Linked DNA regions of Mus musculus: region 1 is linked to region 2. Evidence: chromatin loops called from intact Hi-C (ENCODE). Cell type or tissue: heart. All regions are shown on one strand. Each heading gives the region's core, and the rest is flanking DNA. Links, peaks and the distances in the headings are about the cores only. Region 1 has its middle 7.2 kb from the start of Gm26046. Region 2 overlaps Gldc (glycine decarboxylase).

Region 1 (11,726 bases), core at 2,340-10,339, 150 kb before region 2:
ATGAAACAACTCAGATCCCAGAAGCCCCTCCTAAGGTCACCGTGCACCTTCCATGGAAGAGGCTAGAAGTGACATGGGCATTCAAATATTCTTGAAACTCTGCAAGGCAGCTCTACTATTTTGTCTCATCTACAAGTAGAGGAGCCAAAGCACAACATTTTAAGCATTTCTCAAGACTACGTAGCATTAGAATTTGGCTAGTTAGCAACACCAGCACTAGAGACCAGATGTGTCTGACCCCTCTAACCCTCTCACTATTTGCTTTGGGATTATTGTTTTTGCATAATAAGATAATCTAAGAAGTTAACAATGTTTTCTTGCCCTAGAATATGAACCGAGTCTCTTCTTTCCCAAGAGGTCCTTCTCCTCTTCCTCCTTCCATCTTTTCTGTTCCAGAGAGATGCAGAGAGACGGGATTCAATTCTTAAACCGGATTGTTGCTTTGATTGAGAGCACATTTGGTATTCTTGTAAGTGGGCTTCGTGGGGTAAACAGACTCCTTGGCATGGTGGCCTTCATGGAGAAAGCCACTCTCATGCACTGAGAGGGAGGGGACAATTTCCTCAGGCAGCTGCTGTTCTCATCAGTGGTTGTCACTGCCTCAGCTCAGAGGAAAGGGTAGCTCCCAAGCATTAGCTCACTACTATTGCAAAAGGAACTGACCACACCCTCCCATGGCTCGTCTGGCTCGCTTTATTAGGGTGTAAGGTTTTAAAATGAAGACAAAGTCAGTGTGCAAGTCAAAGACCAACAAACTTGTTTCAAATTGGACATGAAACTGTTCTTAAAGTGTTTTCTTGTATACTCCACTCTTGACTTTCTCAAGTCAGAGTTTCGAATCAGCAAATGGTCTCTCTTTTACAGCCATTCTCCCTACTGTTATGGTTTGTTTTGTTCATTTGTTTTGTTTTGTTTGTTTGTTTGTTTGTTTGTAGACCAGGTCCCACTACGTTACTTTCTCTATGTAGACCAGGTTGGCCTGGAACCCACAGCCTTTGTCTGGCCCCCAAGTTCAGGGATTATATTCACCACACCTGGCTTAGAAATTATTTTGAAAATGGAGGCAGAAAGAAGGGACATGATGAAGTACGTTGCTTGGGTTTAAAAAATCATTTATTCTACATTTTCTGGTTGGACAGTATAGAAGACACTGTTCAGGGACAATATACGTTGTCAGGCCATCCTTCCTCTTTCGCTCATCAACAATGAGACTTACATCTGCTACTAGGTATCCAATCAAGGCTCTGTTTCTTTCCGTTATACACGGCACTGCTCTGAACACTCCCATGCTTTCCTCATGTTCCCCACCAGATATGTGCAAGGGTTTCTCTACAAGTACGTTGTGGCTTAGATGGAAATGCCCTTCACAGCCTCATGCATCTGAATACGGGGTCCCCATCTGGTGTAGTTTGGGGAGGTTGTGGAACCTTTTGGATGTTGGACTTAGTTGCTGGCATACGAACATAAAGGTGGGGTTACATTCTTGCTGAACACTCTGCTTCCTGGCTGCTACCATGTAACTAGCCACCGCATGCTTCAACTGTCCCAGCCCTGTGCCATGTCTTCTTGTCATGATGGATGAGTGTAGAGGGAACCAAGATAAAAGTCTTTCTCCCTGATTTTGCTCCTGTCAGGTGCTCGGTCACAGGAGCCAAAAGAGTGGGACTGTAGTCTCCTCAGGGAGAAGAGTGTTTATGCTACAATGTTTTCGGAAGTGGTTACACCACCTTATGCTCCCATGTGTAACATATGCATTCTTTTTCACTTCATGTCTTACCCATACTTTATTGTTAAACTACAAACTTTTTGAGGTTTCATTGGTTGGGTGTCATTCTTTGAATAGGTAATCTTCATAGCCAATAGACTGGGTTCCAAACTTTGTGCTTTTTCAATAGGTATCTTATCTATTCCTAATGTTCTGCATTTCCACATGAATTTTTAAATGGATAACTGTGTTTAAATACACAGTCTACATTTTCCTCATAATTGCATGGAATCCGAAGGGTAATTGGAGAAAGTGAAATCTTGACAGGAATGCCTTTTAACCCACAAACACTGTGTGGTCCTTTATTAATTTGGGTTTTATTTTCTGTCTCTCAATAGTTCTAGACCTTCTAGGATATTTGCTGTGTTACGTTTCTTGTAACTTAGTATTTTTTTTTGTTTTGTTTTTTTGTTTTTTTGTTTGTTTGTTTTTCGAGACAGGGTTTCTCTGTGTATCCCTGGCTATCCTGGACTCATTCTGTACACCAGGCTGGCCTTGAACCCAGAAATCTGCCTGCCTCTGCCTCCCAAGTGCTGGGATTAAAGGTGTGTGCCACCACCACCTGCCCTTAGTATTTCTTGATGCAATCAAATTTTATTATGTTGTATTTTCTTTTTGGTATCTTACAGAAACACAATGAGTTATATTAATACTGTGTCCAATAGCCTTGGAAAGCTTAAAACATTGTTGTTAACTCTAATAATGTACTCAGTGACTAGTTGTTCAATCTTCATACATTTTGCTTCTTCTGTTTGTCCTACCCTAGTGCTTGAGGGCAGCAATGGCTGTCTTCCTTCATCTTTGATACTATAATGTCTTCAGCAACACTTGGGTCATGTGAACACCCATAGTTAAAGCTGCTAAGGAGTAAATAAGTTGCTCAAGATGAAAAGATGTCTAAGTGGGACCATGATTGAACCTTGATTTAATCTGTATCCATGTATCAAAAAATAGGGAATAAATTTTGATTTAAAATTCAGTCAGACCCATGATAAACGTAAGAGCTTTTGAGTTCTACGAAACTTGAGACAGTCCTGGGATTTACTCCAAAGAACAAGAATCTAATCCTTCTGGGATCCACCTGCCAGCTCCCTGCTGCTCACAGGATGCTGCTGGAAGAGAGGAAGGGGAGAGTAGAAGGGAGGAAGAGAATAAGAAAAAGAAAAACAGAGGAAAGTGGGAGGGAGAGGGAGAGGGAGAGAGAGAGAGAGAGAGAGAGAGAGAGAGAGAGAGAGAGAGAGAGAGAGATCACTACCTAGTGGTACAACTAAGAAAAATATCATGCAAAACAGAATTTATTTTAAGATTTATTTATTTTATGTATACAAGGAAACTGTCGCTGTCTTCAGGAACACCAGAAGAGGGCATCAGATCCTATTATAGATGGCTGTGAGCCACCATGTGGTTGTTGGGAATTGAACTCAGGACCTCTGGAAGAATAGGCAGCGCTCTTAACTACTGAGCCATCTCTCCAGCCAAAATATTTCTCTTTATATTCTTTAAATAAGATTTTTAACTGAAAAAAAAATTTCAGCCAATATATTCTGGCCAGACTCTCCCCCTCCCCCCAGATCCTATCCACCCAACCCTGTGTCTTCATGTCTTTAAAAAACAACAAACAAAAATAATAAGAAATTCACATACTTCTCACAAAATGAAAACCAAAATCTATAAGTAAAAGACCAATAAGCGAAAGAATGCCCAAATAAACCAACATGAGATAAAAAGTCTACAAAAATAGCTTTGAGTTTGTTTTGTGTTGACCATCTAGGGCTGGGTGTAGGGCTTATTCTGAAATGCGGTTAACAGACCCAGTGAGATTCCATTGGAGAAAATTAATTTTTCCTTTGGAAGTAGGCATCAATTGCAGGTAGCTTCTCTGTTAGGATATAGGAGTCCACTTCCCACTTCCCCACTGTCAGTGCTGGGACCATGGGCTTGGACCTATGCAGACCCTGTGTGCGCTACCAGTCTCTGAGAGACCACATACTATACATCAGTCCTGTAGTGCCTGGAGGATACTGTTTCTATGCCATCCATCCTCTCTGACTCTTAAAATCTTTCCACCTTCTCATCTGCAGGGTTCTCTGAGCCTCAGGTGAGGCTTTGATGACAACATCCCATTTTGGACTGAATGCTCCATAATCTCTCACTGTCTGCATTAGCCAGCTGTGAGTCTCTGTGTTAGTTCCCACCTACCACAAGAAGGTTCTCTGGTAATGGCTGAGTGAGACATTGGTCTATGGGTATAACAGAATAGCATTAGCAGTCGTCTTGTTGCTATGTTCCTTTAGCAGAAACAATAGTATTTGGTTCTCTCCTAGGACCATAGCCTACCCAGTCTCAAGCTCTTGGCCCTTTATGCAGTGTCATGCATGGGCTCCACCAGGTGGAGTGGGTCTCAAACCCAATCAGAAAGTAGTTGGTTACTCCCACTGTGCCATCAGTGTCATATTTTGCAGGCAGGCCACCACTGTAATCTCAGGGTTTAAAGCTGGGTTGATGGCTACCTCTCTCCTCTAACTGTGGACAGAGTACCTTACAGTACTGTGAACCAGTAGGGCAAAGCCTCTTCTTAGGCACCAGCACGACGTCTCTGTTCTCTGTGTTCAGTGAGGTCTGGAAGTGTTGTCTGCAGCAAGGGCATCACCATCAGTTTGCAGAGAGTGGCTGATAGCCTTGGCAATCATCTGAGGTGTCTGGGGTTTCCCTGGTGCCCTTTGTCACATGACTCATCTAGATGTAACACATTCAAGATGTTTAGTGGAGCACTGTCTCGGCCACTGTTTGTTGACTCCCTTTAGATTTCTCTCATATATGTTTATATTTTAGGAAGTTTCTACTGTTGTAGGCTACCATCTGGCCCCCAGATAACCCTCAGTCTTGCTTGTCGCTCCCCATATTCCCTCCTTTATGCCCCACATCTTTAGTTACTGTTGCTGTGAAGAGACACCATAACCAAAGCAACTCTTATTTTTAAAAAAGCATTTACCTGGAGGCTTGCTTACAGTTTTTGAGGGCTAGTCCAAGATCATCATGGCAAGAAACAGACAGGCATGGCTGATCTGCAGGCAGCAGGATGAGAGATAGAGACTGGGCCTGGCATGGGTTTTTGAAATCTCAAAGCCCACTACCCAGTCACACACCTCCTCCAACAAGGCCACACCTCCTCCAACAAGGCCACACCTCCCAATCCTTCCCACACAGTTCCACTAACTGTAGACCAAGCATTCAAACCTAAGAGTCTATGGCGGTCATTCTCATCCAAACCACCAAACCTCCTTTTCCCCTCCCCTTCCCCATTTAATCCTCACACTCCAGCTCCTATCCTGTCTTTTCACAACTTTTTCCTTCCTTGAAAGATCCTCTTCTCCCCCACCCCCACCAGTTCCTTAGTAAATATCTAACTTCTGTGCTACTGTACACCCTAGCATGCATATCAAAGGCTGCCAAGCCTACATCCACATATAAGAGAAAACCTGCAGCATGTGTCTCTTTAGGTCTCAGTTCACCTCACTCAGGATGATTCTTTTTCCACAACTCCATCTGGCCACCTGCAAATTTCGTAATTTTTTTTTAAACAGCTGAGTAATATTCCGTTTTGTAAATGGACCACATGTTCATTATCCATCACTCATCCCAACCTCCGTATGTCATCAGTTGACGGGCATCTAGGTTGTTTCCTGTTTCTGGCTAAACTAGCAAAAACACATGGATGGACAAGCATCTCTGTAGCAGGATGTAGAGTCCTTTGGGTATATGCCCGAGTAGATCTATTCCCAGCTTTCCAAGGGCCTGCCACGCTGATCACCACAGGGCTGTACAAGTTTGTGCTCCCACCACCAAGTGTTCCCCCTTCCTCACACCTCTCCAGCATGAGCTGTCGTTTGTGTTATTGATCTTAGCCATTCTGACAGGTTGGAGATGGAATCTCAGAGTTCTTTGCATTTGCATTTCCCTGACTACGGATTTGAACATTGCTTTAAGTGTCTCTCTGCTATGCATGTTTCATCTTTTGAGAACTCTCTGATTAATTCCGTATCCCATTTTTCAAATTGTGTATTTTACAAATCTGATTACTTCTTTTGAAAATGACCAAGTTACGATAATTGTATTTAGCCATCTATTTAGATCTACTCCACTAAAAGCAACTACCACATAATAGTTTCTCCAGGGTGGGAATAACTGGAATACCAGTTTGGATAGTTACAGGCCAGGGGTGCAGATACAGATTATAAATACGGATTTATCTCAGATAAACTGGAGTGACTCAGTATGAGAAGAGTTTACACTGCCACCCAGTGGAGTGTTTAGGGAAAAGACATGTGCCCTTCAATATATTTTAACTAAGCAATCTAGTCAATAGAAATAGATCCCTCTATTCAACCAAGACAAAACAAAACAAAACTGGCCAGGATCTATAAAACACTTTGCTATATAGTGGATCATAGTGGATATACCATTGAATTAAAAGTCTAATGTCTGAGTGCTAGCTTTGAGGTGCCCTGTTCCTAGCCACATGATTTTGAGATGAGTCCTTCCTGTTCCTGCTCTTAGCTTGTGAACATTTGTGAAGTGAAACAGCTACATCACGTTAGTGTTTCTGAAGCAACAGGCTTAGCACACTAATCCTAGTGCCATGGGTTGTTTTTAGACTTTGAAATATCTGATTATAACAACAAAATCGGTATATTACAAGTTCTGATGAAACCTTTGCTTCGGTAAAATGTATGTATGAGTGTGCATGTGTGCTTCTTGGGACCCCATGTAAATGTGCTCATTTCCATAGGATCTATAGAAATAAGGGAGTAAACAAATGCTCTCAGGCTACAGTTCTACAATCCCAGGATTGTGTGAAATGTGAGTGATGCCAATTTGCATTTGCCAGATTTACAGAGAGACGGCTGGCAGACCGTTTGCTGATGGGTGGATGCTATCTTTTACTTTTCTCTTCTAAAACGAAAAAGGCTGCAGTTGAACAGATGGTAATATTTGCCTGTTTTCTTTTACTTGTCCAGAGGTGATTGCCCATCTGGAAATTCAATGTTTCTCAAAACAGTGTGTAGGGCTGTAGGGGGAGGTGCTGATACTGAAGTCTGGCTCCCTAATTGGTTCTTGATTTGGTCAATAAAGGAGGCCAGGAGCCAGTTGCTGGCAGAAGGGACAGGAGGGACTTCCGGGTCCCTGGAGGAAAAAGAGACACAGGGAAAGAGAAGGGCTTTACAGCTAGGCCTTGGACGGAGAAGAATGAAACAGTCATGTAGTAACTCCAGGAAGTTAGAACCAGCGGCCGCTGCAGGTAGCCAAGGAAGTCAGCAGAGGCAAGCTGGTACAGGCGAGCTGAAAAGTTTAAGGCAGGAGATTCTGTGCCTAGCAATTTGTGCTAGCTGACAATTTCTAAAATAATAAAGTTATCTGAGTGTTTTTCATCCTTGGAGCAAAGGTGTGGAGAGAGAGATAAAGAGAGAGAAGGAGGGGGGGAGGGAGGGAGAGAGAGAGAGAGAGAGAGAGAGGGAGAGAGAGAGAGAGAGGAAGAGAGAGAGAGAGAGAGAATGGGATGGTTATGGCAGCTTGGTGAAGTGAAGCTGAGAGGAGCCAGAGAGCGTGGGCAACAGTTTCAGGCCTGTAATCCCAGGCAAAATTATAAACCGAGAGGAACAAAAGAGATGCCGAGAGTGATCCAGTGATGGGAGTGGGCCTTGTGTCACCCTATCTCAGAGCTAAGCAAGGAGGAGCCAGAGCGCCTGCCACCGTTCTGGGCAAAGGCAGGGACGTGTTTTTATTATTACCCAAAACACAGGGCCAACTCAATCAGACGCACCTGGAATGCCCCTTAAAGTGCATTCTTCAACCTCCCCCACTGCTAGGACTAACAAATCGGAACACAGCCCCTCAAGCTGCGGGGTCCTCAAGCATCCTAGGTGTTTTTTACAGATCCTAAAGTTCGAGTAGTATTTTTCATGTTCAGAATGTTGTTGCCCAGGCTGGCCTTAGACTCACTAGGTAGCCAAGGATGACCTTGAATCTGATCTTCCTGCCTCCACCTTCCGAGACCATGGATTGGAAGCATGATCTACCTTACCTAGCACAATACAATTTTGAGCGAAAGTGAAGTTGATCCACACCTACCAACATTCTACTGTCCTTTCCTGCTAACTCCTAACGCCTTCCCGAAAGAGAGAGTCAGTCTTTGCTCATTCCCATCTCAGAAGGAAAGACTTAGAAGAATATCAAGAGAATCAGACATGTTAAAGTGCTGGTAAAGTCTGGGTCTAAGATGTATAACACCTACCAAACTCTTTGAAACCAAATATACTTTAACATAGTAAGCCAAATTTGACAGTCATTGCTCTTTTATGCATAATTTATGCATATGTAATTCATTCATATGCCTTATTTCTAAAGTGGATCTTAAGAACAAAGCTCAAATTCTTTGTCTTGCATGTTTCCATATCAATGCTACTGAGTATTTGTGGTCTGTGTCATAGCTACTGAAGATACAGTTCTCAGAACAGCAACAGCAGCACTCTCTAGAAGGTTGGAAACAGATTTCTTACCAGGCTTGGTAACTAATACTTGTAATCCCAGCATTTGAGTACTCAGTAGTAGAGACAAGAGGATCATGATTTGGAGGCCATTTGGGGCAGTTATAGCAAGTTCCTGGCCAGTCTTGGGTACACAGCAAGACACTATCTCACAAAACCAAGGACTAATGGTGTATGTAGCTCAATGGTAGAGTGCCTTGAAAGGCCTAGTGTCTGTTCTCAGAAGTATGGGAGGAAGATGAGAGGGAGGTATGTATCTGAAGATCTTCATAAGGATGTAAATTATCTTCATTATATGAATATTGATTCTAGGCTAATTGCATGTATTTTAAAGTTTAGGAGACATGGCTCTTCAAATGCTTTACAAATGTTAGGTATGAAATAATTGCCCAGTGGCTAGAGCTAGGATTTCCTATGGACCTTAGGGTGGGCAGAGACTTCTATGAGCTCCCAAAATTTCTATGTTGAAAGCCTAGTTTGTGATGTCTTTGGAGGCAGAGCCTGAAGGAGATTAGTTTCATGGTTTTCATGAAGGTATGTATTGCTGCTGTCTCAGTATGAAATGTCTGCCGCATGCTCTCACTGTGTGTTTGAGGCACAGTCCCCGTCCCCAGCTCCAGGGCACTGCACTATTGTGGGAAGTGTTAGCAAACCTAGGAGGTAGGGTGTAGTAAGAGGAAGTGAGTTTCTGGTGCTATACCTTCAAACTGTATAACATGACCTTAGTCCCTCCCTGGTCCTTTCCTTTCTGTAAGGTGGCAGCCTCCTCTACCACGTGCTCCCACCACCTTGCTGTGCTCCCTTACCTCAGGCTCCTCCAGGTTTGCTCACTGTGTTGAAAAGTCTGATTTACACGTGAGGTCATGGAGTGGGGAGAGACACCAGAGGACTGTGGCCATGGGAGGACATGATGAGAAGGTGACAAGCCGGGAGAAAGGTCTTCAGCCACAGAGCAAACCTTCGTCATCATTATATTTCATCTTCTAGCATCCAGAACCGTGAGCGGCACTTGTCTGCATCACACACCCCGTGGTGCTTTGTCACAGAAGCTTGAGCACTAAGCCAATCACAAGGAACCTCTTCAGACTACACTGTTCTTTCTCTCAAAAACATGGAGGGGAGCTCTAATTCCCCTGTGGCCTGGGTAGAAAAGCTCAGAGAAACACACAAGAGAGAAAGTGAAATGGGGAAGAAAGAAATGGTTTTTAACAATCTGTGTCATTATCATAAAGGTTCTGCACTAAATGAAGTGATTGTATGTGAAATGTGTGTGGAAAAATGGAGAAATCGCTCAAACTAAGCCTGAAGTCTTCGAGACAAGGAAATGCGCAAATCAAGTTGAGTATAAACAGACACGAGAACAACGAAACGTCTAACCCAAACGTGAGAAGGACACAAGGGCAAATGGTGGCATCTTCCTCATTGGAAATTAGAGAATCCATCATAGAATCACCAACACAGATACTGTCTGGGCATTGCCATACGTTGTGACGTCATACCTCACCCCCAAAATGTCACTACTGCCAGTCTCAGGGAAGCTGGCGTCTACTTGAGGAGTTGTCTAAATACATAGCCTCCAACTTAAGCCTTGAGGCCTGAGAGATTGGTATATTTAGTCCACATGGAAAATGACGATAGGATGAAAAATTATTGCAAAACTACTTTTTAAACATTTCTAATTTTAGTCCAATTGCCCAGGTCCCAATGAAAGACTCTATCTCAAAAGAAACAGACAAAAATGTATAAAAACAAGGCTCTTCAAGAATAATATCCAAGGTGCCCAAGGTTGACTTCTGGGCACCAACATACACACACACACACACACACACACACACACACACACACACACACACGAGCAAATGTCCCCATTGCCTTACAAAAGACAATTAGAATCTCGCGTATGTGTTTTGTCACCTTTCTTTCTGTGCATCTTTCCTCGGATATCTGATTGTCTCTGCCTACTCCTACGTTAATGCCAGGCTCTAGAGCAGTAAACAAAGCTCTGAGCCCTGAGCTTCACCAGCAGACATTTCCTTTTCAGCCGGGAAGCTCCAGGATCAGTTGTGTTGTGATGTGGTGTGCCAAGAGCAACTTGGTCTTGTAATTTTAAGTAAAACTAGAAGCCAAAGACATGCTGATTGAAACAGGAAGGCATGATTCTCCTCTGGTAAACTGGCAAAGATTAGAGATAATACATCTATAGTTAACAAAGACACAGGAAAACAAGACGGTCCGCCTGCAGCCCGTGTTAGCTCCTGGAGGCTGTATCAGCCACAATTGTGGAAATGAGCATAGGCAGGAAAATATTTAGTTTAATGACTTAATAGAAAATAAAAGGTATATGGGCAAACAAGCTAGCTGCATGATAGATGCCACATTGAACATGTATGTAGCCCACAGTGATTGAACATGCATGTAGTCCTACAATGATTGAACATGCATGTAGTCCCACAGTGATTGAACATGCAGTTAGTTACACAGTGATTGAACATGCATGTAGTCTCACAGTGATTGAACATGCATGCAGTCCCACAATGATTGGACATGCATGTAGTCCTACAGTGACTGGACATGCATGTAGTCCTACAGTGACTGGACATGCATGTAGTCCTACAGTGACTGGACATGCATGTAGTCCTACAGTGACTGGACATACATGTAGTCCTACAGTGATTGGACATGCATGTAGTCCTATGGTGATTGAACATGCATGCAGTCCCACGGTGATTGGACATGAATGTAGTCCTACAGTGATTGAATATGCATGTAGTCACATGGTGACTGAGCATGTATAGTCACACAGTGACTGGACATGCATGCAGTCCCACAGTGATTGGACATGCGTGTAGTCCTACAGTGATTGGACATGCATGTAGTCATGCACATAGTGAAAGTGCTGAGCTGGACATCTGGTTTGCCTCCACGATTCAAATTCTCTCCTTTCTCCACTCTTTACGTCCTACTCCATTACTGACCACATCAAACAGGTTCCCTGGCCCTCTGGTTTCACTTGGGTGAGGCAGATAAAAAGCACTAGCAAAAGACAGATGGCTTCTTCAAAGTGTGACTCTGGACCTGCAGCCCAGTCACCTTGCTGGGCTGTAGCTCGGAAGGAAGCAGTTATATTCAGCTCCTGAACAGCACCTCCTTCAAGGAGATTCTCTCCTCTCCACTTCCCAAGCTCAGTCAGAATTAGGGACAGCAATGGCCTCCGAGTCGCTAACCATGCTACCATCACATTCCTTAAAGCCCACACTCTTCAACCGTCCATTTCAAGGAAATCATCTATTTCCAACAATTCTCTCTCCCAATCATGCTGCCACCAGAATCTGGTTTCTCTGCTATACTGTGAAACACTGTATGGGTTTGCCATAGTCAATACCCCGCTGAGGAAGATGTAAATTGTTTCTTAGTGA
Region 2 (11,726 bases), core at 1,788-9,787:
CCCCCCCCCCAAAAAAAAAAACAAGAAAAAAAAAGAGCACTGACTGCTCTTGCAAAGGTCCTGAGTTCAATTCCCAGCAACCATATGGTGGCTCACAACCATCTGTAATGGGGTCTGATGCCCTCTTCTGGTGTATCTGAAAGCAGCTACAGTGTACTCACATACATAAAATAAATAAATATTTTTTTAAAAGTCAGTTCAAATGATAGCTATGGTAGAATACATTTGTGAACTCAGCACTTAGGGTATTGAGACAAAACAATTGCACTGTTCAAGTCCAGCCTGAACTATGTACTGAGACCCTATCTCAACTAACGTACAAACATATCCGAACATCAAAACAAGTGGAGCGTGTGCACAGAAAGACAATCTCGGCATCTGGGGAGGTGGAGGCAGGGGGTTGGGTAAGGAGTTCAAGGCGTTCCTAGCTGAACAGAGAGTGTGAGGCCAGCTTGGACTACATGTCTGTAATAATAGCAGTAAAATGGTAAACAAACAAAACCTGATGGTGTAGCTCAGGTCTACAGTATTGCATAAGTATGGGAAAGGCCTGGGTTCCATCTCCAACACCACAGAGGAGGAAGAGGAAGAGGAAGAGGAGGAGGGTGAGGAGGAAGAGGAGGAGGGTGAGAAGGAGGAGGAGGAATTATTATTCTATTCCCAGTGGGAAGACACACTTTTAAAATCAGATGGATAGGCTACAGAGGGAGAGGACATGCCTTGCTCATGTACTTTTAAAGGAAGATGTGAAAGTTTTAAAATTCTTCATTGTAAAATTCAGACTAACCAGAAGGGGGAAAAAATCAGCTTCAATAAGCTCAGAAAGGACATGAGCTTGGGCTGCCATGCACTGACGTGACCCGCTTAGGTAAGAACCTTCTAGAGCTCTCCTGGAACAGTCAGGGCCTGTTTGTCCTGCTCCTGATACCTACCCTAAGAATTCCAGCTCCACAGCTCAGCAGAAAACCTAGCACGGAGCTGGCCTCCAAAATGAAGGGGCCAGGAACAGAGGCCTCCTTTGGCCTTAAGGAGAGGCTTTGCATAGATCACAACACGTCTTTCTGGGACAGTGGTGGTGCCCAGTAGCACCAGCTACGTAGATAAGGACCCCAGTGGTCCCCAGGAGTCACTTTTTTGCAAACCCGACTCTCATGCCCAAAGCAGAGCATGCAGCAGAAATACATCTGCTCCCCAACCTCATGGCTGCTTAGTGCTAGGAACAATCTGCTTAGTGTTAGGGGGAACGTAGTTATTCAGTGGTATCTTACATATGGCCTAGACTATGCTTAGGCTCAAAATTGCTTAATCTTAGGCCCAGGGCTAGGGCGGAGCTAATGAGGAGGGTGGCAATGGCAGCAATAAGGTTCCTGCCTCCTTCTCCCTAGAGAGCACTTTCATGGCCCACTGACTACTCCATATGCTGGGTTTGCACAAAAGCCTTTTATTTCTGAACGTTTTCTGTCACCGTGATTACGTGGGATGTCTTTGATGATCACGTGGCAGAAAAGGGTTTCTTGATTATATGTCTCCCTGTCTACTTCCACCAAGGCTGGAAAGGTAGGTCCCACAGAACAGAAGGGACTCCGAGATCCGAGCCTTCAACCTCCCCCAGGGATCGAGCACCACCTGCCCATGCTCACTCACTGTTCTGTGTCTCTCTCCTTTCTGGTCTAAGTACGCTCTGATGGTGGCCAGTCCGGCGTACTCCCCCTGCGCTCCGCTGCAAAGACAAGAAGAGAAGAGTCAGGCTTGTGGGCTCCAAGCTTTCCCCGTGTTCATTTAGGATTTAGCAGACACTGATTACACATTAGGCAGCCATGGTCCAGGTTCCTATCATATGGCATCTTTATAGAAAGAAGATTAACAGGTTGGCACCAACTAAAGGTGAGCCATGCTTATCAGCTCAGGACCTTAGAATCAACCTGGTCTTACTAGGGGGAATTTGACTGGCTTTAAAAAAAATTGTGGGAATAATAAGGAACCCATTGTCTGGGTTTTTACAAGGGGGAAATTAGAAATTATAAGAAGATATTAGGATCAGTTTGTGGCAAGTCTCATTCCTAAACACACCCAGCACTCAACAAACCCCTCTATGCTGAACTAAGCAATTGTGAAACCATCACCAGGCTCATGTTTTATCAGCTCAAACCAACGAGTCTTTTTCAGAGGAAAGAAATCTTAAAAATGTGACTGCAGCCTAATGATCACGCCTAGAAAAATAAGCTTTTTCCGATACCATCAAATATTGAGTCATGCAAAGGCCACACTATCGCCATGGAAACTTTCCATTCCTATCACACATTGTTCCTGCCCTTTGAATGTGTGGCTGCTAGAAGCCTGCCATTATCTTGCAGGCACCACTTTGAGAGCGTGCTTAATGACTAATGCTCCTGTGAGCAAAGCTGAGACAACTGCAAATGGGTCAGAGTTCTTGTTCTCCATGAAGCAGGGAAGGGGAAGTGAGAGGTATCAGGGCTCTCTGCCTCTCTGCCTCCTTCACAGAGCCTTGTTCTCCACGCTACACTCACTCATTTTTATCTCTCATTTTACAGCTGAAGCCAAAAGTGCCAGCACACTTAACGCCTTTTATTTATTTCAAGAACAAGGAAATGAACGCCGTACGTTGAAAATCACTATCACCTCTCATTACGTGGTCCCCTGCTGCTCTGTCATCTATTAAATGGGGGAATTAAAAACCATGCAGATGTTCTGAATGGTGAGGAAATCCACACCAAGACTGAATCATCCCAACCAACAAGGCCAACTCTATGAGCCCTCCCAAAGCCGACTTAGTCAGGTGACCCTAGCTCCGTCCTATGGCTGTCATCTACCACCCTCCAGCTGTCCAGGCCATCCCTGAACCATATCAAGCCAATTCTCATCCCGGAGTTTTCCACACAGGTCCTTGTGCTGAGCTAGTACCTTCAGCTCCTAATGTGACTGACTTGTTTTCACTAAGTAGGCCCCAAAGAGGCTGGCTATTCCCAAAAGCAAGGTTCTTGTCCACAAATTTAAAAAAAAAAAAAAAAAAAAAGAGGATATAATAAACACTGACTGGTGAATGAGTGACCTTCCTCCAGCAAAACTCTTATTGCAGGTGCTAGAAGAGTTCAGCCGTCAAGGGCATTTCAGCTCTTTTCAGAGGATGGTTAAGATCCCAGAACCCGTGCTGAGCATCTCAGAACTGCCTGAAACACCAGTCATGAGAACCTGATGCCTTCTTCTGACTTCCTTGGGTGGGCGCGCACACGGACGGACACACACACACACACACACACACACACACACACACACACCAATTTTAAGAACCTTATTGTATTTTACCTTACGTGTTCATGTGATCCAAGATCAGCCCGTGCATCTACTGTACATTAAAAGTTACTGCAATGTTCATGCTATGTGCCTGCCTTATCTCAACAAGCTAGACTCGGGGTTCTGTGCATTCCCCACCAGGGACCTAAGGAACTGTAGCTTTATGAAGTGGCTGGGAAAGAAATGCTTAGGAGATTTGCTGGGAATTGAATTCTATCCTTCACCCCTGACAATTCACACACAAGCCTTTCTTCCCCCTTGTAGTAAGGGACTTTAAAAAATGTGTAGTGACACTCCTATTCCTGAAGATAACTGTCTTAGTTAGGGTTTCCACTGCTGTGAAGAGACGCCATGAGCCAGGCAACTTTTATAAAGGACAACATTTAATTTGGGATGGCTTACAGGTTTAGAGGTTGAGCCCATTATCATCATGGCAAAAAGCATGGCAGCATGCAGGCAGATGTGCTGCGAGGAGCTAAGAGTTCTACATCTTGATCTAAAGGTAACCAGGAAATGACTATCTCCCAAGCAGCTAGGAGGAGGGTCTCAAAGCCTGCCCCCAGTGATAGACTTCTTCCAACAGGCCACACTTCCTAATAGTGCCACTCCCTGGGCCAAGCATATTCAAACCACCACAATAATCAACAGCTGTCTAATTGGACTTCAGCCTGCCCAACAGAAGCAAATCAAGCCAGATACTGGAAACCTAGCCAACCACACACGAATAGTAAGATCAAGGATCTTGGAGAACCCATTATAAATCACGTTACCAAAACCCAAGCAAAATTCCTAACTGCATTCTTACAACCCAGATACGCGTAGCCTTCATCTCTTAACAAAGAAACTCCTCTTTGTGCAGATGGAGGCCATTGAAGACAACCATAACTTGTCAAAATGCAGAGAATAAATGATCTCGGGGTGCCTGGCCCTAGTGAAGACATCTACAATACAATTCCTAACCTAACATTTGGGAACAATGAAGAAGACATAGGCAGAAACAAAACTCCTGTGAGACCGTGTCTCCGAAAAATAACGGGGAAGCCACATCCGTGACACTTCAACCATATGGCTATCTAAACATGAGATGAACAAGGGCGACACCAATAGCCATGCTAACAGGGTAGAGGGGAATTTCATGAGGCTCCACCCCTTGGCAAAGAACGGGTAAGTAGCCTTCGCTAGGGATGAACCCCCTTGTTAGTTATCCAACAAAGTGGCAGCCTTAAAGTCTTACTCAAGTAACACCAATGGACTCATCGGATCGTGTGTGTGTGTGTGTGTGTGTGTGTGTGTGTGTGTGTGTAACAATGAAAGAAAAAACAGGCCATGAATTGGAAGAGAGAGCAAGAGGGTGTGAAAGGAGTTGGAGGGAGGTAAGGTGGGAAGATGGTGTAGATATTTTATATTTGCCCCTAACTTGTTCTCATACCAGCCACTCACCTTGCCTTATGGCAGGTATGGATGGACATTGAAAGACACTGGGAATGGTGGGAGGGGCCAGGGGTTAAAGCAGGGCTTGCTGCCAATCATGACGACTTGAGTTTGATCCCTGGGGCTCACATGAAGGAAGGAAAGAGTGACTCCCATGACTTGTCTCACACAAATCACATGGCACATGTATCCACACACATACACTCTCTCACACACAAATGAACAAATAAATTGGTTTTTATTGTTGTTGCTGTTGTCGTTTTGTGTGTGTGTGTGTGTGTGTGTGTGTGTGTGTGTTTAAGAAGGTGCTTTTTGGACAGAAGCGCCAGCAATCCAACAGGAGACCAGTACAGGAAAGGTGGGAAATGCTGCCTAGTTTCTGCCTTAGATCTCTTAATATCAACTGTTCTTTTTCTAAACACTAAAAATGTTTGGATGCCCTGTAAAGCTTACTTTGGAGAGATCATTAAATAAGGTTATTGGTGCCACCTGTTGGTGGAAAAGGATTATGAAAAAAATGCTTATCTGTATAAACCAGCTGGGGACCGGCAGAAAAGTATTGCTGTGGAGGGGACATGTGCAGGGCTGCATGGTGGCCTGCAAGGAGATGCCGAGGGACAGTGGGCCGCAGACCCACTGGGTGAGCAGTGGAGTGAACTGCCTCACCATCACTCAGAGGAAGGAGCGCTTGGCTGTGCATTTCACTGTTCACCTCAGAATATGGGGAAACTACTGGATGATTTCATCTAAAACTAGTACTTATTCTTCAAAGAATCCCCAAGAAATTCAGTGCTATCAGATGGAACCAGAATAACTGGTCAAGAACCAAAAAGTTGGCAAGAGGCTGTAGTTGAAGTGACCCCAGTTTTCTATGGCCAACTCCAGCCTCCCCATCTGGGTGCACAAGCAAAGCTAGACAATATGAATTGAGAAAAAAAAAAAAAAACTAAATAAAAAACAACATTGCACACCGAGATGGGGAGATAAACAGCCAAAGTTTCCTTTGTAGAGCAAACATTTATGGGCAAAGCTCAATGTGTGTGTGTCTGTTTGTTTGTTTGTTTATGGGAACCCTCCTTCCAGGAATCATAGGTGAAAAGACTGAATTTAGAAGTGCCTGCCTCAGCTGGGCGTGGTGGCGCACGCCTGTAATCCCAGCACTTGGGAGGCAGAGGCAGGCAGATTTCTGAGTTCGAGGCCAGCCTGGTCTACAAAGTGAGTTCCAGGACAGCCAGGGCTATACAGAGAAACCCTGTCTCGAAAAACCAAAACAAAACAAGTGCCTGCCTCAAATTAGGCTTAGTTTTATCTAGGTTTGTGTATTTAATCTTCCCTTGTGCCTAAAGAAGAACATAATGTCTAATTTCACAGACACCAGAGAAGTGTGGTAAATGAGGAATATTTGGAGATAGGTTTCACTGTAGCCAATTATTTCTTATGAGAAATATTTCCACATATTTTGCACATGTGCGTGCACGCACGCGCACACGCACACACACACAAAGCAACACAGAAGTCAGGAGTGGAGCTGTCATCAGGAGTTTCAGCTGTCCCCAGCTCTCTCTCCCCCTGAGGACATATTGCCCAGACTGAGACTGGTTCTAAACTCCTGATCTCCCTACCTCTGTCTCCCGGTGCTGGGATCCTGGGAGTGCAACACCATGGCCAACTTTGGATTTTGTCTTTGTACAAAAGGGTTGAGGGGTAACTGCTGTGGTAAACTGCACACTTAGAATACTTGAGACCCTCAGTCAAACCCCAAAATGACAATAAGGCAGGCACGGTACCCCACAGCTTTAACCCCAGAACTTGGAAGGCAGAGGTACATAAATCTTTGTGAGATTGAGGCCAACCTGGTCTACATATTGAGTCTCTAGGCCAGCCAGTACTACATAGTGACTAATTGTCTCAATTAATTAATTATTAATTAATTAACCAATCAGAGAGTTAAAAATAGTCCCTAAAGGAAAGATCATATTATGGACTCTAACAACTAAACAGCTGAAGGTAGTTTGGTGGCTCAGGCCTTATAATCTCAGCACCAGGGAGATTGAGTTGGGAGAATTGCTATGAATTTGAGGCCAGCATAAGCTACAGAGTAAGATCTTGTCTTGATTTAAAAACAAAGACAAAGAAACAGCAGCAGATTGTAAGGACTCGGTCTCACCTCCCATCTTGCTCCAGAGCCCAGGTTGCTACCACTTCCTCAAAGCCTGCTCAACAGGCACTATCACTCACTGAGCCATCTCCCCTGCCCACTTGAACTCTCATTTGTCAAAAGCAACTGTCTTGGTTAGGGTTACTATGACTGTGATGAAAACATGACTGAAAACAAACTGGGGAGAAGAGAGTTTGTTGGGTTTACAATTCTACATCACTGTTAATTCAGGATAAGACCTCAAAAAAGGCAGGAATCGGGAGACCATGGGGGGCTGCTGCTTACGGGCTCTCTCACCCATGGCTTGCTCAGCCTACTTTCGTATAGAACCCAGGACCACCAGAGGTGATACTAACTCAAGTCTGACTTCACTACCCTAACCCCCATCAAATCACTAATTAAGAAAATGCCCTATTCTTGCCTTCAGCCCAATCTCCTGGAGGCCTTTCTTCTGTTGATGTCTGTGCCTGAGTCAAGTTGACATAAAACTAGCCAGCCCAGCAATTTCCTCAACTTTAGAAGCCAAACGGTGACAGTAATTTCACCTTGTCTTTTACTTTATGTGTTCCTGGAAGATACACTTCTTGTTTCTGGCTGCCTTAAACATTGTATCATAATTCTGAACCAAAAGCTTCTAGATTGTATTTGGTGTGTGCTATGGAGTGAGTTTAAGAACTGCAGAGAGAATTTTGGAAACAAATTGAAGCAAGCCACACTGAGCTTAATGGGAAAGGCAAGGGCAATTAAATATTAGGCTCTTTTCTTGGCCAGACTATCAATGTCTTTGGGGTTGATGATTTATGCAAATAAGTGGAAAAAACAAAAATTAAACAAACAAACAAAAATGGGAAAAACCCCACTACATAGTCTTGTCGGGCCTGGAATTAACCATGTAAGGCCATGCTGGCATCAAATTCACAGAGATCCATCTACGTCTGCCTGCTAAATACTATGATTATAGATGTATGTCACCATGCCCAGCAGGGATAAACTATTTGATGTTTTGTATTTAAGATCTAAATATCCCAGGGAAACAGAGAAACCAGTGATGAGTTTCTTAATATTAAGGAAGGTTTACATGTCAAAATTTATAGTTATTATGCTCACTTCTGTAAATAATTCATCTTAATTGAAGCACCACGGTTTACTTTCAGAGATTCCGGTATAACATGGGAAGCTGGACTTGAAACATTTGTAATTTTGCATGGTTTGGAACATTTCCCTTTGAATCCAGGTACCATGCTATCTCTAAGGAGGCCCAAGGAAAAGCACGGGGAGGCTCATACGGTGGGAAACCCAAGCCCTATTCAACATTCCTAATTTCTCTCCCAACCCACAAATGATCACCAAATTTATATCTATGCAAATGAGGCCACTTTGGAAGTCTGGTCATACCCCTCCAGCAGAATCTAAATGGCCAGTCAACTGAGAATGATAAATGGTAATAAATGACTACACCGATGGGACAGGAGAGATGGCTTAGTGGATAAGAGGATCGGGATTCAATTCCCAGCACCCACATGGCAGCTCACAACTCCAGTTCCCAGGGATCTGATACCCTCACACCAAAACATATAAAATAAAATTAAATCATTTTATTTTTTAAAAATAGGCTACACTAAAAGAATATTTTGCCCTTGGGTGTGGGTATTGTAGAGCTGCCAACCAGAGGGAACGCAACGCAGTCTCTTACCTGTTTGGCTGGAATGAGACTCGGTCGTAGCCTGTGATCTCACACAGATCCTTCTCCAGCCCTTGGAAAAGCTGTTGGTATCCCTGGGCTTGGTCCAGCGGCACAAAGGGGTGGATGTTGGCAAATTCTCTCCAGGTGATGGGCTGAAGAGCAGGAAGAGGAAAATAAGCATGCGTGTGGTGTAAGGGGAACAAGGATTCTGATGCTGGGGATGACAATATACCATCACCAAGAATGGTTCCAAGGAGCCAGGGGCTCTCAAGGCATTCAGAATACACACTCGGTTTCTCTGCACAACCCAAGGATATAAGAACTATTATGGTTTACACTGTACAAGCGGGACACAAAAGCCACGAAGAAAACTGCCACAGAAACACTATTCTACCTATCCAGGAGCAAAAAGGTCCCAAAGTAGACGGCCATCCATGAAGCAGTGAGTTTGGGCATGACTTACATGTGTACATATGCAAACATATTACTTTTTCACTGAGCAGAGCAAGCCAAGGACAGAAATATAAACAGGAGAGACCCTTCCTAACCCAGTCCAAAGTCAGTTCCTTTGCCCGAGATGGCTTGCAACATCGGGAGAATCCCAAGAAATAATGGGAATGAATTAACTCTGTTGGAATGATCTAGATCTTATACAGATCTATCGCAACACCATGTCAATCAAATTTCTGTTGACACAGAGAACAAACTTAAGCCTTCCATTTCACCCTCTGACATTGTGAATGGATTTCTAGAAGGAGGGATATGTTTGTTTGTCTGTTTGGTTTTTGAAATGTGAACTCAAGGCCCTGCTGGGATCACAGGCACACGCCTGTCAATTTGTCTTTGTTGTTGTAACTATGAAGGAAATCAGAGCCCTTGAGTGCCAGGCAAGTCCTTTACCACCGAGGCAGCCTACCGCACGTGCTTAATCTTCTTACATCTACCTTTGAGGCTCACTACAAACTAATAAAAAGTAAGAGTTTTTTAAAGTCCAGATTTAAAAAAAACTAGTCACCTAATTATTTTAATTAAAAAAAACAAATTTGAAGAGTTGGTAAGATGGCTCAGTGATGAAGTTGATTGTCGCAGAGCCTTGTGGCCTCGCTTTGACCCCTGGGATCCATACATAGGTGAGAACCACTGTACTGTGCAAGTGTATGCACACACACACACACACACACACACACACACACACACACACACATACACACATCACATACTAAACAGAATGGTAAAGATAGTAGTAATAATAACCACTTTACATAGCTGCTCATGGTGGGCAAGCTTATAGACCCAGCTACTTAGGATGCTGAGCCAGGAAGATAGCTTGTATTAATGGCTTTAAAAATATCGTGAGATAAAACTTTGTCAATAAGAATATTAAAATGTCTATACATTTTGCTGTTTTGCTTTGGTTTTTGAGGCAGAGTTTGTCTGTATAGCCTTGGCTGTCCTGAATTCACTTTTTAGACCAAGTTAGCCCTAAACTTAGAGATCTGCCTGCCCCTGCGTCCAGACTGTGCTGAGATTAATGGCATATGCCACCATACCTGGCAGGGTCTGTAATTATATATGTGTATATATATTTGCGTGTATGAGAAAGAGCATGAACACAGCTACACTCAGCTTTATCCATAAATTTAACTGATCAAGTTGTGAGAAATATCAGGGTCTCTGCCACGATTGGAGAATGACAAAGTAAAGGATCATTAAGGCACGGAGTCACAGTCTAGGTAGGTTTTTGTCATTTGCTTCTGTACCAACTGGAAAACTGGCCCATAAATACCCCCTTAATAATATAGACGTGACCAACTTACTGCAAGTTCGGAGGAGCTATTGAGCTTCATGGTGCAGGATCCCTTGAAGAAGCACATATATAAGGAACATCCATTAGTGCTTGGCTATGCCCCATCTATGAACCTTCCCACCCCCCTCGAGGCCCTGTTGCTCCCCTCTTGCAGTGTATCGGATATGACCCACAGGGGGAATCCGGATAGGGCTAGAAGTAAGGAGAAAGGCCACAAACAGCTACCAGTGGGATCATGCTGTGAACGAGGGAGATGTCTTTGTTCTCCAGTTTCTTCATATACCGGACAAGATTAGTTTCTGAGTGATAGCTGTGAACATAAGACACAAGGGTGGAGCCATTAAATTAGAGTCAGGCCGGTCCTCATACAAAATAAGGAGTCCTGACTCCAAAGACCCATTCACTCATGGATATGGAGGGGAGAGACTCTAATGGATCTCAGAGCACCCCTAGCAACAAGGGGCCACTGAGAAGAGGACACGGGGTTCCTGAGATGAACTTCATCTGTAAATTCTCCCCAGCACAGCAGAGCTCCCAGGAGACAAAGTATGCTTGGCTCCCATCAGGGATGGGGTCTTGCTGGCATGACTATCAGTGAGCTCGCCTGAGTGGCAATAACCCAGGTCCTAGCGTGGTCAGCATCAGAAACTGCATCCTCCCCAGGGCTCCCTGATCCACCACCAGAACACAAAATGCAGGATTTGCTGAAGCCACACAAACCTGTTGAACACCTGATGAGTGAGGAACGGGCTGGTTCTCTTGAATGAAGACCCTAGAAGACCTCTCCGCTCCTCTCCCATGCCTTCAGCAACTAATTCCTGTAGAAAGAGAAAGAACATTGAGGCTGAAGGACAGGGATAAGGCTGGAAGCTTCCAGGCTACATTGCACATCTAACACAATGGACATTCATGTAAAGGCCAAAGTTATTGAACACTCCAGTGAAAACATATAGGGACGGATACTTAGAACCTATTAGTTAGCACATTTTTTGTTCTTTGTTATTATCTGAGACAGAGCCAGATCAGTTGCCTGGCACAAAAAAAAGGCCTGAATTCAAACCTAGCACACACCACCAAAAAGACAGCAACAAACAAACAACTAAGAGCTGTAAACTACAGGGTATAGCTCACTAGTCAAGTCTTTACCTGTGTGTGTGTGTGTGTGTGTGTGTGTGTGTGTGTGTGTGTGTGTGTGTGTGTATATGTGTGTGTGTGTGTGTGTGTGGTGTGTGTGTGTGTGTTGTTCAATCACTAGCACAACAAAATAAACAAAAATAAAAACATCTGTTCATCTGTGATATTATCAAGAGAGCCAAGAAAATGCTCCAATAATG

What was found. A loop is a pair of places that touch in the nucleus more often than their neighbours do. Peaks named below come from ENCODE experiments on the same cell type or tissue, not always from the same donor. Only the 100,000 strongest peaks of a DNase experiment are listed, where the experiment ranks them.
Region 1: it touches region 2 in a loop (2.7-fold over the local background); 12 of 42 quality-filtered maps call a loop at or near these places.

The regions. Positions count from the first base shown.
Region 1 is chr19:29,972,998-29,984,723 of GRCm38, forward strand. No RefSeq gene overlaps it. Among named protein-coding and RNA genes, the nearest start is that of Gm26046, 7.2 kb to the right of the region's middle. In heart, for the core only: a CTCF peak has its summit at 6,055 (motif pointing left); no DNase peak of the experiment used is centred there.
Region 2 is chr19:30,123,078-30,134,803 of GRCm38, forward strand. Gldc (glycine decarboxylase) reads right to left here. Exons shown (of 25, transcript NM_138595.2): 12 at 11,113-11,210; 13 at 10,618-10,702; 14 at 10,403-10,444; 15 at 8,595-8,737; 16 at 1,645-1,720. Among named protein-coding and RNA genes, the nearest start is that of Gldc, 46 kb to the right of the region's middle. In heart, for the core only: a CTCF peak has its summit at 5,245 (motif pointing left); a DNase peak (open chromatin) is centred at 2,384; H3K27ac peaks cover 564 bases.